Linked DNA regions of Homo sapiens: region 1 is linked to region 2. Evidence: read pairs that join two places in POLR2A ChIA-PET (ENCODE). Cell type or tissue: Panc1. All regions are shown on one strand. Each heading gives the region's core, and the rest is flanking DNA. Links, peaks and the distances in the headings are about the cores only.

Region 1 (5,378 bases), core at 81-5,080, 56 kb before region 2:
CCTGGCTTTAACCCTCAATCATATCATATGTAAAATGGGGATTAAAAACTATATACTTCGCAGGATTACTATACTAACCAGAAAATCATATCAATTTAAAGGACATTTATAATACTAGTTACTAAGTATTAAGATCTTATTATGGGCCGATATGTATGGGCCGATATGTACACCTTCCCTTTTAAATCTCAAAACAACCCTATGAGGGAGGTATTATGTCCCCCATTTTAAAAAATGAGGCTACTTAGTAGGCTCAGAGTAAGTAATTTGCCCCAAAAGATACAGTGTTGGGATGAGAATGTGACTTGGGTTTGTCTGCTCCAAAGACTGTTCTTATTGTCATTACAATGGTACTATAAGCAGTCACATCAGCACGGTAGTTAGTATAGAAAAGGAAGCAGTCAGAATTCCAGGAAAGGCTTTTGCCAGCTTTAGTCGCGACAGCCCTGGGATGGGCCATCACCATTCCATTTTACAGATGAGAACTTGGGGCTCAGAGACATGAAGACTGTTAGAAGTAAACAAAAAGCTGTTTATCTTTTAGAGCCCTTTATCTATTTCAGTATTTATAAAGTAATTATTATAAAGTAATATGATGCCTGGAATCTGCTTCAAAATAATGCAGAGTGGGAGGGGAGGATGATTAGATGAAACAAGATTGGATTGGCCAGATGCTTAGAAGCTGAGTCATGGGTACACAGAGGTTCATTACACTGTTCTCCCAATTCATATCTATGCTTGAAATTTTCTATGATAAGAAAAAGCAAAAATAAAAAAATACTTCATCTCCTGGAGAAAGCATAAGGCAGAAGCAGGTCTCAAACTGGGGTATGTTCTGTCCCCAAATTCTGAGTCCTCTCCAATCCACTGTAACAGTCACTTTAAAAAACCCTTTCTTCTTTCCATCTTGATATGGGTCCAAAGTGCTGCTAATTAGAGCTAGGGAGTTAGGAAGGCAAAGCAGTCTCTATAGGGGTCAGATAGTGGCAGACCAGCCTGCTGCTGGGGTGCGACAGAGGGCTGAATCCTGCTGCCTGGAGAGTGCAGAAAAGGCCTCAGCAAGGTAACAACACTTGGGTATGGAGAGAATGTGGATGATCCAAAAGAGAATGTAGGAATGTGAAGGCAAAGGAGAGAAGGAGCAGCCAGTGCAAATGCATGGAAAGGGGAGCCCGAAGGCTGAGCTGCCTCCAGATCTCTCTTGGGGATTGCTGCTGCAGCCTCCTCATTGTTATCACTTCCTCCACTCTCTCTTTCCATAGTCTACACTCCACACTGCCCCAGGTGGTCTGCACCAAACAGAAAATCTGATCTCATCTTCCCCCTAAGTATTAAAAACCTCCCAGATCTCCCCACTTCACTTCAGATAAGGTCTACACTCCTCAACCTGATCCTCAGGGTGACTATCTCTAACCAGCCCTGACTTCCACTTCCTACCCCTTGCCAGGGCCCCACGTGAACATCCAGAGCCCAAGGTCTAGCTGCCACAAACATACAGGCCCCTTTTCTCCAATGTTCTCTCTTCCTTGCACATCCCTCCCCCTCCAGGTAAACTCCTACCAGAGAGCAGCTCAGATGTCACCTCCTTTGTGAAGGCAGTCCTTACTCTGCCCCTCTCAGTGCATGCTGCTACATTATCAGAGCACCCCCACACTGCACTTGAGGGTCTTCCTCTGGATGAGAAGGTGGGCTCTAGGGCAGGGAGAGGCAGCAGACAAGGTGATCAATACAAGGTGCTTATTAACACTACTAGCGACATAAATAATGCAGCCCCCGGATAGGCAGGCAGGGGTTGTGCAAGCCATCATGGTGCCTGGCACAAAGTGGCTGCCGTGAGAGGCTGCCTGGTGAGTGGACAGGTGAGGACGGCAGGATGCTGAGCAAAGGGATGCTGAGCAGAGGGCTCCTTCCTGACCTTGGCTGAGGCAGCCTTGCTGCGGTGCCCTTCATGAGTCTGTAAGCTCACGGCTGCAGGAGGCTAATTCAGTGCCTAAAAATGCTGTAACAGTTTCTTTGAAAGGTTCCAGACAAATGGAAAATGACACCGACAGCTTGACGCTCCCTTCACCTCCATGGCTGCAAACCTAAAGAATATTTATGATCCGTGGGATCAGAGATTTGGTGTCTTAGAAGCAAAGAAAGGTCACAAGACAAACTAACGCAGACCATCTGCTCTTGGGTGGGGAAAGAGATTCCCATATTTGGAGTTATTCTCCCCAAAGCACCAGGCACCTGCTTCTCTTGTGAAAATCTATGAGCTAACACAATGATTTTTATTTAACATAGTATAAAACCAACGTCTCCTACAAGGAGAGGTGAAAAGCTGAACACAAACATGCCGACTAACAGGGAGCTATGGAAGCCTTCCGGCGGGGAAACAGGAGGTCCGCACTTGTGCTCTCCATATTAAATGCTTAGCGACAAGGCCTAACAGAGGAGAACAAATGCTCCCAGAGATGTCTGCCTGATGGCAATGGAGAAAAACTCATCTGGGGCTAGTACTAGTGGAGCTCCCCTCCTCCTCCATTTTTCATAGGCCGGATGCTCCTGCAATTCCCAACACCGTACTCCTGACATTGCAGCAGATGCTGCCCGCACTGCCGCCGCCACACTAATCCTTCATCCTCCGGGGCCAATGGAAATGTAGGATTTCCCATTAATCAGGGCCGTGGACACCAAAATAGCTCATCTGACCTTTGCAAATACCAAAGGGTGGATTTAAAGCAGAAACTGGCAAAAGGTAATGCAAAAGTCTTTAGCTTTCTTTTCAGAGATGATTTTATGCAGTCATTAGCTAAGAAACAGATTGCCAGTAGGACCAACAAGGTTAAAAATTAGGTGGAAAGAGCCAAATGTTTCACCACACACACACATACACACACACACACACACACACACTCTCTCTCTCTCTCTCTCTCATTCCTTGATGAATTATTTAACTTACATTAAAAATATATATATGGCTCAGAAATCTCTTGGCATTGGCACTGGATTGAAAACAGTGTCAAACTGGGAAGTAGCTGTTCTCTGAGAGAACACTTATACATCAAAACAAACATGGATTTCAATGTGCAATACCAGGTGGACTTCATCAGACAATACAGACCACAGATCTGCTATTGATGAAAAGATAGACCCTCTCTTAGGGAGACCCACATTACATAGGATGAAACTTCATTAAACTTCCTTATCACATACATACCCATCTTCTCTCTATTTACAGCCTATACATCTTAGTTAATCATTGATATTTTGTGAGCAAAAGTGACCTTAATATTTCACGGAGACTTTCTCTGCATAGCTATAATTCAGCACCACATAAAACTGGATCTTAAGTATCTTAATGAAATGTAGGACTCTTTCCATTTAAAAAAAGAGAAAAAGTAATTATAGAAAACTGGAAGAAAAAAGAAGAAAAGCTAGTCACATAAGTCTGCCACCACCCTAATTCAATCTTTTTTCTTTTTTTATTTTTTAAAAAAGATGTCTATTTTTGAGACAAGGTCTCAGTGTCACCCAGGCTGGAGTGCAGTGGCACAATCATGGCTCACTGCAGTCTCAACCTCCCGGGCTCAGGTGATCCTCCCACCTCAGCCTCATGAGTAGCTGGGACTACTGGGGTGCACCATCACGCCTGCCTGGCTAAATTTTTCATATTTTTTGGTAAGACGGGGTTTCATCATGTTGGAGACCAGGCTGGTCTCCAACCCCTGGGCTCCAGCAATCTGCCTGCCTCAGCCTCCGAAAGTGCTGGGATTATAGGAATAAACCACCGCACCCTGCCGTAATTCAATTTTGTATAAGAGCTTTATTGAGATATAATTTACATACCATGAAATCTACCCTCTTGAAGTGTACAATTCAGTGGCATTAGTACATATATTCACAGAGTTGTGCAACCATCACCACTATGTAACTCTAGAATATATTCATCATCCTAAAAATAAATCCTGTACCTGTTAGCAGTCACTTCCCATTCCCCCTCTCCCAGCCTCCTACAACCACTAATCTGCCTTTTCTCTATATAGATGTGTCTATTCTGAACATTTCTTATAAATGCAATCATACAATATATAGCTGTTTGTGTCTGGCTTCTTTCATGAAACATAATATTTTTACCCAATTCTATTTTTTATTAGCACTTTGTTAGGTTTCTTTCCCATCTCGATTCTGATATATTTAAAACTTAATCCTTTGCTAACATTATAAAGTTAAGTCTGTTTTTTGCTAAACCACAAGTTACTGACCCTAAGCTAGGCTCATGGGTGCAGAGGCTGCAGGAGGCCTGTTTTGCTCTCTAAACATCAGCTCATTATATTGGTCTAAGTATTGATCTAATTTTTTTTTTTAAGACAGAGTCTCACTCTATCGCCCAGGCTGGAGCGCAATGGCACAATCTTGGCTCACTGCAACCTCTGCCTCCTGGGTTCAAGCCATTCTCCTGCCTCAGCCTCCCAAGCAGCTGGGACTACAGGGATGTGCCACCACGCCTGGCTAATTTTTGTATTTTTAGTAGAAATGGAGTTTTACCACGTTGGCCAGGCTGGTCTCGAGCTCCTGACCTCAAGTGATCAGCCCTCCTCAGCCTCCCAAAGTGCTGGGATTACAGGCGTACGCCACCGTGCCAGCCTAAGTGTTGATCTAATTTTAACAGAAGTGCCTCAGGGTTAGGAAAGTACTAACTAGTTATACCAGCCCTCAGGACAATCCCACACAGTAAATACAATCTTCAGCAAGGAACAGGAAAGAACACTAGAACTGGGATTTAAATAGGAAGAGCTACTACCATCCAGTGAGCTTTTCAGTTTTATACGGTGGGGGGGTCTCACTATATTGCCCATGCTGGTCTTGAACTCCTGGGCTCAAGTGATCCTGCTGCCTCAGCCTCCCAAAGTGCTGGGATTATAGACATGAGCCACCGTGCCCAGGCCAGTGAGCTTTCTGTTTTGCAAATATTGTAGGCTAAATTGTGCCATCCTCAAGTTCTCATGTTGAAGCCCTAAGCACCAGTACCTCACAATATGACTGATTGAATTTGGAGACAGGGTCTTTAAAGAAGTGATTAAGTTAAAATGGGGCCCTAATCCAATCATGCATGCACAGAGGAATGACCATGTGAGGACACAGCAAGACAGTAGCTGTTGGCAAGCCACGGAAAGAGGCTTCTGAAGAAGCCAAACCTGCAGCTTGATCTTGGATTTTCAGCCTCCAGAACTATGAGAAAATAAGTTCGGTTAAGCCTTCCAGTCTGTGGTATTTTGTTATGGTAGCCCTAGCAAACGTCTCATTTAATGCCCCGACACATACTTTTAAAAATAGGACTTCTATCCTCATTTTACAGATGAGGAAGCTCAGGCTCAAAGAGGTTACTGGAGCTG
Region 2 (5,378 bases), core at 264-5,263:
ATTGGGAAGGGCACCAATCTTTGTATTTGATGGCAACTGCCTCTTTGAGTTGGCATTACTTTTAAAGACAGGATGCTTAGCCTGTTGTAAATCACAGATCTTTGTGAGATGCTAAGGAAAGCTGTGGACCTTCTTTTTCCTCAAAAAACTGTTCACACACACCAAGCTTGCTTGTAGCATAAGGGGCTTTAGGGAGCCCATCCTTGTTGTGAACTTAAGGCCCTTCCTTGTTGTGAACTTAAAGTAGAGCAAAGTCCCTCGATGCGCAACTTCAGATCTGATGGAGTTGGTGATCCACTCCCATGTGCTTCCCGCCTCCCCAACGGCCACCCCCATTCCTGTCTCATTAACCTCCAGGGCCTCACATGTTGTGCGATTTAATTCTCAAGACCCTCCTTGTTATATTTTAGGGAGCAGGGGTTACTGCATTCAACCAGAAGTTCAAAACTGTCAGCAGAGGAATACATTTGGCTCACATATGTGTTTTATGTGGCCTGAATAGGGTTTTAAAACATTTCGAACATCCTGCTGACATTAGAAACTAGCAGATTTCACAGAAAAAATTGTGGTTGCCAGCTTCTCTGGAAGCAACTGTCATCAGGGCTTGAGTGGCAGTTGTCCCCTCTGGACAGGTCATGTCTCCAGTCCCGCAGTCCCTGTCCAGCCTTCCTTCCTGATATTTATCTGGTCCCTGTAGCCACTGGGCTTGGGAGTGTCAGCTAGCTGGCTCTTCCTGAGGCCTGGTGCAGGGACCCAGCCCCTCAGCAGCGAGTCCCTCTGCAGAAGCAGGATATGGGCCATGCCAAGCCTGACTTGGAACATGGAACGTGCCACTTGCTCCTCCGTTCAGGCACCTGCCTTCATTGCGGGCCAGCTCCTCAAAGGCCACCTCGGACGAGCTGACCATCCTAGTGCTCCCCTTCTAGAGCCAAGAGCAGTGGATCCTGCTCAGCCTGCATGCGGAGTCCCTGGGCCCTGGAAATGTGCTCACATTCAGGCCCAGCAGCACCCTGTGGCCTGGCACAGGGATTTTCCATTGTTCCCTGGGTGCTTTCCATGCACAGCCTGGATAGAGGCCACTGACTTGGAAGTTCCCAAGACCCCATAGGCCCTGCAGACCTCCAGTTCCCTCCCTGACAGGCCCTCTCCTATAGGTTTTCCTACGCTCCTCCCACTCATCCCCATTAGGCCTCATCCATTGCACACAGTGCACTGCTCCAGGTGCCCAGTGAGTCACGTTTCAGGGTCATGCTGCAGCCATGTAAGGCTTGGGGCTCAGGCAGACTCCTCACTGGTGACCCAGAGACACATTATTGACCCTCTCCTAGCCTCCATTTCCTCATTTGCAGAACAGAGATAACCACCTTGAAGAACTGTAGTGAGAAACAGAGAGGGAAAGCACTTGTGCAAGGCCTGGAGCAGAGTCAGCCCAAAAGGATGACAGCATGTCTGTGTGTAGTCAGCTGCACTCTCGAATGAGTAGTGTGTGCACATGGCACAGCCTGAAGAATGGCCACTGGGGGATACGGTCTCCCTCCTACTCCTGTATCTCTGTGTGTGTGTGTGTGCGTGCGTGCACACGCGCACATAGCATGCCCTATTCTGTACTTTGCTTTCGTGTGTGTGTGTGAGCATAGCATGCCCTGTTCTGTACTTTGCTTTCCTATGTGTGTGTGCGTGTATGCATAGCATGCCCTGTTTTGTACTTTGCTTTCGTGTGTGTGTGTGTGTGTGTGTGTGTGTGAGCATAGCATGCCTTGTTCTGTACTTTGCTTTCCTATGTGTGTGTACATGTATGCATAGCATGCCCTGTTCTGTACTTTGCTTTCCTCTGTGTGTGTGTGTGTGTGCATAGCATGCCGTTCTGTACTTTGCTTTCACGTGAGTGTGTGTGTGTGTGTGTGTGCATAGCATGCCTTGCTCTGTACTTTGCTTTCGTGTGTGTGTGTGTGTGCGCGCATAGCATGCCCTGTTCTGTACTTTGCTTTCACGTGAGTGTGTGTGTGTGTGTGTGTGTGTGCATAGCATGCCTTGTTCTGTACTTTGCTTTCCTATATTATGCATCTTGGAGAGCCTTCCAAAATGAAAAAGTAGCTTCTTTTTTTTATAGCTAAAATATCGCATTGCATGGGTGAGCCATAATTATTTAGCCAGTCCCTGTTGATGGACAGTTAGGTTTTTTCCCAACCTTTTGCTCTTTTAGTGTTCCACTGAATAAGTTGGTGCAAGTTTGACCTGCAGGATGAAGTCCTAGAAGTGGAACTGTGCATTGGTTTTTTTCATGGTTATTGTCCAACTGTAACCTACAGAACCTGTACCTTCCACAGCCGTCATCAGGCCAGTGTCACAGGCTTCCTCATGTTTGCCAATCTGTGCACCCTGAGTATGCATTTATTTTCTCTTAAGTGGGGATGAGCAACACGTTTTACATGTTTTACAACCATTTGTGTTTTTTATTCTGTGAATTATTTGTACTTATATTTTGCCCTTGCCCACTTTTCTATTTGGTTTTTGGTTTCTCTCTCTCTTCTTAAATTATTTATTATTATTATTTTCAGAATAGGGTCTAACTCCATTGCCCAGGTTGGAGTGCAGTGCACCATTATAGCTCACTGCAGCCTTGAACTCCTGGGCTCAAGCAATCCTCGTGCCTCAGCCTCCTGAGTAGCTGGGACTACAGGAACACAACACCACACCTGGCTGTTTCTTTCTTTTTTTCTTTTTCTTTCTTTTTTTTTTTTAGCTAGTCAAATTTAGCAGTGGGAGACTGTATACCAACTTCAGTGACACCAAATTTAATAAGTTCTCATAACCTACTACCATCAGACCAGACCTTTCTTTTTTAAAAAGTTATTACCTGGCTGGGCGTGGTAGCTCACGTCTGTAATCTCAGCACTTTCGGAGGCCAAGGTGGGTGGATCACCTGAGGTCAGGAGTTCGAGAGCAGCCTGGACAACATGGTGAAACCCCGTCTCTACTAAAAATACAAAAGTTAGCCAGGGTGGTGATGCATGCCTGTAATCCCAGCTACTTGGGAGGCTGAGGCAGGAGAATCACTTGAACCCAGGAGGTGGAGGTTGCAGTGGGCCAAGATCATGCCACTGCATTCCAGCCTGGGCAATAGAGTGAGAGTCTGTCTCAAAAAAAGAAAAAAAATGTTATTACTTTGTAGGAGCTCTTTGTAGATTGTGTCAGTGAAATGAATGGCAAATATTTTTCCCGGTTTGTGTTTTATCTTGCAATGTTGTCTGTGGTGCTTTTGCCATTCAGAATGAAAAATTTTTTTGGCTGGGGGAGGTGGTTCACAACTGTAATCCCAGCACTTCGGGAAGCTGTGGCAGGAAGATCGCTTGAGCCCAGCAGTTTGAGAGCAGCCTGGGCAACATAGTAAGACCCCATCTTAAAAGTAAATACATAAATAAATTTAAAAGAATTAAAAAATTTTTAAGGTAGTAGAGTTTACCAATCTTCTGGTTATATTTGGCAAGATCTCAGATTATTTGTTAAAAATCTCCCAGGTTTGGCCGGACGCAGTGGCTTATGCATGTAATCCCAGCACTTTGGGAGACCAAGGCGGGCGGGTCACCTGAGGGCCGGGAGTTTGAGACCAGCCTTGCCAACATGGTGAAACCCCATCTCTACTAAAAATGCAAAAATTCACTGGGCATGGTGGCAGGCACCTATAATCCCAGCTACTTGGGAAGCTGAGGCGAGAGAATCGCTGGAAACTGGGAGACAGAGGTTGCAGTGAACCAAGATCACGTCACTGCACTCCAGCCTGGGTGACAGTGTGAGACTCTGTCTCAAAGAAAAAAAAAATCTCCCAGGTTTTCTGCTAGCACTTTTATGGTTTAATTTTTTACATTTGAATCTTCATCAGGAATTTGTTTTCATGTAAGGCTTGAGGTAGGGATCGAGCCTGGTTTTTCTCCAGACAGGGTAGCTATTATTATGTCATTCGCCCCCTTCAATCATGCTGTTACTCCATCCTCCTTCATGACTAATACCAGGCATCAACAAAAACAAGCCAAAATCACATCTGGTGTTGGTGGTAACCCAGGCCCTTTGCTAGTAAGCAGCTGGTAGTCAGTGCTGTTTGGACCCCAGGTTGCCATATACCCTCTGAGCACCCCCTCATTCCAAAGGGCTCAGCATCTATTTAGCAGTAGCTTCCACTTGCTCACTGGGGTTCTGTGTGGGTTCAATTCATCTCCTCAAAGACTGGAACTGTCTTTCCTTGCCAGGGTCTTTCCTGGCCTGTGCCTGTGATAGGCCTTTTATAGGAGACTCCGGTAGCCGAGCTCCACTGTGCACCAGGTGCTTCCTGTACACGGCCTCTGATCCCCAGGACCCCGTGAGGCAGAGATGCTTCTCCCCATTTACAGTGAGGAAACTGAGTCAGCGAATGAAAGTGGGTCTCTCAAGGTCACACTGTTAAGTGACCCAGGCAGGATTCAAATTCAGGTTCACCTAACTCTGAAGTTGTAAGGCAGGTAAATTTTTTCCTCTAGCTTATCAGGGTCACTGACTGGGACCAAGAATTAAACTGACATAAGACAAACGAGAAAAGCATACAAATTTTATTGAGTAATTTGTACATGTACATGGGAGCATTCACAAGCAAAATGAAGGCTCAAGAAGCCGTTAGGGCCGAAAGCTTATATACTTAGTTGGACAGAGAGTAGTGAATTGTGAGAACGTGACAAGACAAAGAGGTTTGGGCTAAGGCAGTTCATCGTGGAGAAGTGACAAGGCAGATGAGCGTTAGTTTAACAAGGTTTGTTCACACAGATTCCCCTTGGCCCGGACTCCCTCCCTCTGATGATAAGAATGGCTTCTTGGCTGGGCACAGTGGCTCACACCTGTAATCTCAGCACTCTGGGAGGCCGAGGTGGGTGGATCATGAGGTCAGGAGTTCAAGACCAGCCTGGCCAAGATGGTGAAACCCCGTCTCTACTAAAAATACAAAAAAAATTAGCCGGTCATAATGGCAGGTGCCTGTAATCCTAGCTACTCAGGAGACTGAGGCAGAGAATTGCTTGAACTCAGGAGGCAGAGGTTGCAGTGACCGAGATCGTACCACTGCACTCCAGCCTGGGTGACAGAGTGAGACTACGTCTTTAAAAAAAAAAAAAAAAAAAAAAAAAAAAAAAAGAATGGTTTCTTTCCTCCTGGTACAGGGAGGGCACCTTTCCCATGGGAGATTTAACTTCTGCTTTCAGGAAGAAAAAGGGAGGTCAGGGTGTCCTCTTTGCATTTTCTGTTTTTAAGTATCTTTTTTTTTTTTTTTTTTTTTTTGAGACAGAGTCTCACTCTGTCGCCCAGGCTGGAGTGCAGTGGCACAATCTCGGCTCACTGCAAGCCCCACCTCCCAGGTT

What was found. ChIA-PET counts read pairs that join two places held together with the same protein. Peaks named below come from ENCODE experiments on the same cell type or tissue, not always from the same donor. Only the 100,000 strongest peaks of a DNase experiment are listed, where the experiment ranks them.
Region 1: POLR2A ChIA-PET joins it to region 2 with 7 read pairs; 3 of 35 experiments call an interaction of 5 or more read pairs at or near these places.

What each region holds. Positions count from the first base shown.
Region 1 is chr17:17,942,394-17,947,771 of GRCh38, forward strand. All of the region lies in intron 1 of TOM1L2 (target of myb1 like 2 membrane trafficking protein), which reads right to left. Among named protein-coding and RNA genes, the nearest start is that of TOM1L2, 27 kb to the right of the region's middle. In Panc1, for the core only: no CTCF peak of the experiment used is centred there; no DNase peak of the experiment used is centred there; H3K27ac peaks cover 3,224 bases.
Region 2 is chr17:17,998,363-18,003,740 of GRCh38, forward strand. All of the region lies in intron 9 of DRC3 (dynein regulatory complex subunit 3), which reads left to right. Among named protein-coding and RNA genes, the nearest start is that of DRC3, 28 kb to the left of the region's middle. In Panc1, for the core only: no CTCF peak of the experiment used is centred there; no DNase peak of the experiment used is centred there.